Linked DNA regions of Mus musculus: region 1 is linked to region 2. A link is a contact called in ENCODE Hi-C or POLR2A ChIA-PET data. All regions are on one chromosome and are shown on one strand. Each heading gives the region's core, a stretch centred on a gene start or an enhancer-like site at or near the end of the contact. The rest is flanking DNA. Distances are from core to core; before and after follow the strand shown. Region 1 overlaps Abca4 (ATP-binding cassette, sub-family A (ABC1), member 4). Region 2 overlaps Abca4 (ATP-binding cassette, sub-family A (ABC1), member 4).

Region 1 (2,723 bases), core at 27-2,526, 44 kb after region 2:
AAGTGAACTTCGGAAAAGATGCTGTGGTGGGGGGTGGGGGGTCACGGGGAGGGGGAGAGTAGGTTGGTTGATACTGGAAAGGGCACGGAGCATGGGGAGGAAGGAGTTACGATGAGGAAGAGTAGGTTGTCCTGGCTTGAGGAGTCAGGGCTGGTGCCAGAAACCTATGAAGATCCGATAGACTGAGCCTTGAAGCAAAGACGGAACTCGGGGTTAACTCAATAATAGACAGGAGCTATTTCAGATGGGTATGGACCCTGGGCCCATACTTGCCACTTGTACACCATGTAGCCTTGATAGAACACTTGATGTCTCTCAGTCTTGGGCTTTCTAACCTATTGAAAAGAGCCTAGTTATATCTACCTATAGGACTATATGTGTGAAGTGAGGGATTTGTTGGGAAACATTGGAAACAGTGCCTAACTCACAGTAAGTGTGAAATCTATGGCCAGTGCAACTATGACTACTCCTGTTTTGATCTTCTTCACAAAGCTGCAGCCACATGGGCAGGTGAAGTTACAGCCAGAGCACAGGTCTGAAGGAAGCAGTGTGTTCATGAAGCACGGCGTCATTAACATGTGGTGTTTCTACAATGTGTTTTTCCCTCCAAGACTCCTTTTTTGAACGCGAGCTTCCAGGGCTGGTGCCTGGTGTGTGTGTGAAGAACCTGGTGAAGGTTTTTGAGCCCAGTGGCCGGCCAGCTGTGGACCGTCTGAACATCACTTTCTATGAGAACCAAATCACGGCGTTCCTGGGTCACAACGGAGCGGGAAAGACCACCACCTTGTGAGTTCTCTGCCAGAGAGGCTGTCTCCCATCCTATCATTCCCCGGCTTCATTCTCTCTCCCCAATAACTCCACTCTGTTCTTCCTTACTGAATTTCGGTGGAAACATATACACTCACACACACCTCCCACGGTGAGGATAAAAAGCCGTGGCTGCCCATGTCCCCGGGCTATTTTTATGTAGCACTCCGTTTCCTACCAATTAATAATTAGGATGCTTTAGTGCTGGTGTGGGACCTCTGATGGGATGGCTACCTTTCTGAGAAAGTGTAGGGAGAACAGTGAAGTAGACTCGCTGCCTGGCAGAAGGCCAAGGGCAGGAAGCTTTGAGGCTCTGGGTGGACTCCTCCATCCATCCTTTAGTTCTGGAAGGGGTGCGAGCGCCACCTGCTGAGAACAGGCAGTCAGGGCTCCGGTGCAGACCTCCGATGGGCCGATGGGCCGGTGGAGGAGGGGTAGGGGTCAACAAGCCATGTGACAGCAGCCATCAAATCCTTGGCTTGCAGAGCCCCGGGAAGGAACAGCAGTGTACACCCTGCTCCGGAATGTGCTCCCGGGCCTTTCAATGGGAATGGAATGCGGGGCTGGTGCCATTGGGCTTGGTACTGTTTCCCTCTAGTGGTTGATCAACATTTCAGCTTCGAAGTACAGGTTCAGATAGCATGCGATTTTATCAGAACTTGGGACAGAACTGGGCGTGGCATCCTAAGGCTATCTCCTTGCTAACTCACGTGGTGGGAGGACAGGAAACTCCATTCGAGACCCCAGGACCTCTAGAAGACAAACACATTACTTCACTCAGTGCAGAAACTAAACTTCCACTGGGGTCGGAACACAAGCGCTGTCCTAATGCTGGGAATAGCATAACATTTTAAGTTTCACTTTGTGCTGGGGCCTGTTTTTGTTTTGTTTTGTTTTTCAAGCATGTTCGATTCACTTAACTTAGACAACTACCCAAGCAGGTGGGAGACATGTTTTGTATAATTGAAGAAAGAAAAGAGAAATCACAACATTGTTCACATTTTTACATTTGGAATTCCCAAACGAATTTGTTTGTGTTAGCCAGTCAGCAGACAGGCTGCCCAGCTTCTCACTGGCATCAACTGAGCTTTGGAGAGTCACCAACCCTGCTTCTCCACTGTCAAGGGCTGCACGCCCAGGCAAAGCAGTGGGGCTGGGTCCTAAATCCCTTTAACTGACCACAACTGTGACTACGACAGTGGCCACAATGGCTGGCCACATCAATAGCCACGGAGCAACCACTATGACAGACCTTCACGGTGGACACTACCGCTGACCACAGAGTAAAACAACAGTGAACACTGTAGCTGACCACATCCGTGAATATCACTCTGACAGACAGTCATAATGGGCACCACAACTGACCACCACAGTGGCCATCCAGTGGGCACTACAACTGACCGCTGCAATGATGGCTGGGTGATGATGGGGTGGGGTGTCTGAGTCTGGGAATCCCCGAGGCTCTTGATACTGGCCCAGGAACACTTGGAAATAAAAAGTAGAGAAAGAAGGCCCTTGTGGTCTAGGCACTAGGACTTGAAGCAAGGCACTGGTGCTAAGTAAACCCTGTGTGGAAATGTTCTGGGCCCCTCAGCTACATCAGGTTTGAGTTTGATAGAGAGATAGGGCAGGTGTCACTACAAGCATCCTTCTGACCCTGTATGGGGTTACCCTCATCCCCTGGTGAGTTCTAACAACCATCTCTTCTGCCACTTAACCCTGTGTTCGGCAGGTCCATCCTGACAGGACTGTTGCCACCGACGTCAGGAACTGTGCTCATTGGGGGAAAAGACATTGAAACCAACCTGGATGTAGTACGGCAGAGCCTGGGCATGTGTCCACAACACAACATCCTGTTTCATCAGTAAGTGAGCTGGAGTTGAGATACTCCTGGGCAGGGGTGGGGCTCATTGGAA
Region 2 (2,700 bases), core at 120-2,619:
AAAATTGAATAAATTCACTCATTCATTCATTAAAGGTTGAATGGTGCCTGAGAAATGGCCCCTGAAGTTGTCCTCTGGCCTGTACATATGTACACACACACATACACATGTCACACATACACACATACACTACAGACACACATACACATACCACAAACATACATATACTATGGACACACATACACATACCACACACACACACAGACATATACACAAATACATACACCACATACACCACACACACACACACCATGCACACAGAGACATGCATACATATACCTTCCACATATATACATCACACACAGAGACACACATATACACACACCACACATACATACATATACTACAGATACACATACACATATATACAACAAACACAACCATATATACGTACACCACACAGCACACACACACACACACACCTACCATATGCACATACACACAGCACACACCACACACATACACACCACACACACAGACACATATGTACACATACATAAATTATATACACCCACATACACAAAAAGAGATACATACACATACCATATACACATCATATACACAAACACACACACAGACACATGCATACCACACACACACACGTATACATCACACACGCATACATATACCACATACAGAGACACACATATACCATATACACATACAAACACACAGCACACACACATACACACAGCACACACACATACACATAGCAAACACACATGCATATAGCACACACACAGACACACAGCACACACACAGACACACATACATATATCACACACAAAGACACACATATACCATATATACGTACAAACACACAGCACACACACACACATACAGAGGAAGAGGGGGTGACAGGTGATGGGGGAGAATACACTATGCTTTGCAGCGGCCCCTCTCTCCTTCCTCAGACCCCAGCATTGGAGGAAGGTCTATCTCACAGAATAACCTTTCCCTGCTGCCCGCTCTGGATTCCAAGCTCAGTTTTGCTTTCATCAGAAACAGACAGCCGGGCGTGGTGGTGCACGCCTTTAATCCCAGCACTTGGGAGGCAGAGGCAGGTGGATTTCTGAGTTCGAGGCCAGCCTGGTCTACAAAGTGAGTTTCAGGACAGCCAGGGCTGAACAGAGAAACCCTGTCTCGAAAAACCAATAAAAAAAAAGAAGAAGAAACAGACACTGGGGCAGAAGTTGTCAGGAGGGAAGGAGGCCTAGTTTCTGTCGCACTAAGGAAAGTCCCGTAACTTGACTGTTCACATAATCCAGAGCCCACCCTCTGCCTTAGACCTTCAGACACTGTTCCTCCCAGTGTAGGCAGACAGCACGTCTGGATGACCTCTCCCAGTGGAAACAGTTGGCATGTCCCTCACCCCTCATGTAACTGAGTCTGAATTCTCCACTCATGACGCATTTCCTAGCACGCAGGGCGCCTCTCCTGGTTGCCCCCTCAGCACCAAAGCAGTTTCCTCTCTTTTTATCCAATGCTTAACAACTGTCAGGCTGCAACAAACATGCTTTAAATCCACAGTCATCCAGTTGCCTAGCAACAACTTCCCTCCCGGATAAACCTGGGCTTCCTGTAGCAGCTCCTGGGAAAGGAACCTAGCACGCAGGGCTGCCTGCCCAGTGTCCACAGCCTCACTGGCTCTTAACTTCTGTTCTAGATGCTTTCGAGACAAGTTACGCATCCCCGAGTCCAGAATCTTCCACTGTCTCCCAGAGGCCATGTTATCCTCACGAAGACACTTTAACCTGATCCTACCTAACTACCCACTCATTGGGTATATGTTCAGCTTAGAAATGAATATTGTTTCCAGATCAGCTCCTTTGAGTTAGAGGGGGAAAAAAAAACTATTAATCATAGGCAAATCCTTTCCTGTGCTGATGAAGTGATAGCCACTGAATCAGTGACTATCATCGAGATGTTTAAGGAGCTGGTACACTTCATTTCACACTGGAAAACAGAAAGCAGATCCAAGGGGAAGGAATAGACTTTGTCTTTCAAGAATCTTAACAGAGGTCTTTAGGAGCCCCAAGTGAGGTCCTTACATCACTTTCTTAAGTAGAGCTTCACTGCCCAGGAACCACTCAGACCAACCACAATTAATAGAGATAGCAACCCTATCTGTAGATCCAGTAGTCCGTAAGAAGTCTAATTAGACCTTGATCTCAAGTTATCAGTGCCAACCCCAATGATGACACAGAGTTATTTGTCATTTGAAATATTAAGAGAACTTGCATATATAGGTGTCTGGGACATATGTAATAGTAGTATTTGCCACTTTGGTCCTTGACCCCTTTTCTGGAAGTGTTTCCATTCAAGTAAAGTTACAGCCTGGTTCTTTTGGCAGGAGCAGGTCTTATGAATTGGAATTGATAACGGGGAGAGAATTCAAGGAAGAGTGAGCCCTGAGGAAGTTATCTTGTAATTTATAGCCACATGGTTAAGAAGCTGGTGGGTGGATTCAGAGGGAGGCTTGCTGGGAGCCAGCTCGTTCTGAGATGTAAATGGCTTCTCCAAAACATGTGTGCCTTAGCATTTATCGTCCCGTGGAAAATAACTAGGAAGGAGAATGCAGGCGGGCCACTAAGCACACACCAGACCATTGCTTCTCAACCTTCCTAATGCTGTGACCCTTTAATATGGTTCCTCACGCTGTGGTGACCCCAACCATAAAATTATTTCATTGCTCCTTCA

The links. A loop is a pair of places that touch in the nucleus more often than their neighbours do. ChIA-PET counts read pairs that join two places held with the same protein, here RNA polymerase II (POLR2A).
Region 1: a loop to region 2 is called in a map of heart, with 7 times the contacts of the local background. The contact joins two enhancer-like sites. A Hi-C loop is called at or near these places in 3 of 37 maps with a recorded cell type or tissue (all heart). POLR2A ChIA-PET finds 5 or more read pairs at or near these places in 1 of 5 experiments (Patski).

The regions. Positions count from the first base shown.
Region 1 is chr3:122,121,020-122,123,742 of GRCm38, forward strand. Abca4 (ATP-binding cassette, sub-family A (ABC1), member 4) reads left to right here. Exons shown (of 50, transcript NM_007378.1): 19 at 612-786; 20 at 2,540-2,671. The region is part of intron 2 of Gm40138 (a long non-coding RNA gene); the gene reads right to left. Among named protein-coding and RNA genes, the nearest start is that of Gm40138, 4.1 kb to the right of the region's middle. Within about 2 kb of position 1,277, at least 1 of the 3 ENCODE cell types and tissues checked has a DNase peak (open chromatin) inside an H3K27ac peak, as active enhancers do; it is heart, where a contact is called at or near this core.
Region 2 is chr3:122,076,887-122,079,586 of GRCm38, forward strand. All of the region lies in intron 6 of Abca4 (ATP-binding cassette, sub-family A (ABC1), member 4), which reads left to right. Among named protein-coding and RNA genes, the nearest start is that of Abca4, 34 kb to the left of the region's middle. Within about 2 kb of position 1,370, at least 1 of the 3 ENCODE cell types and tissues checked has a DNase peak (open chromatin) inside an H3K27ac peak, as active enhancers do; it is heart, where a contact is called at or near this core.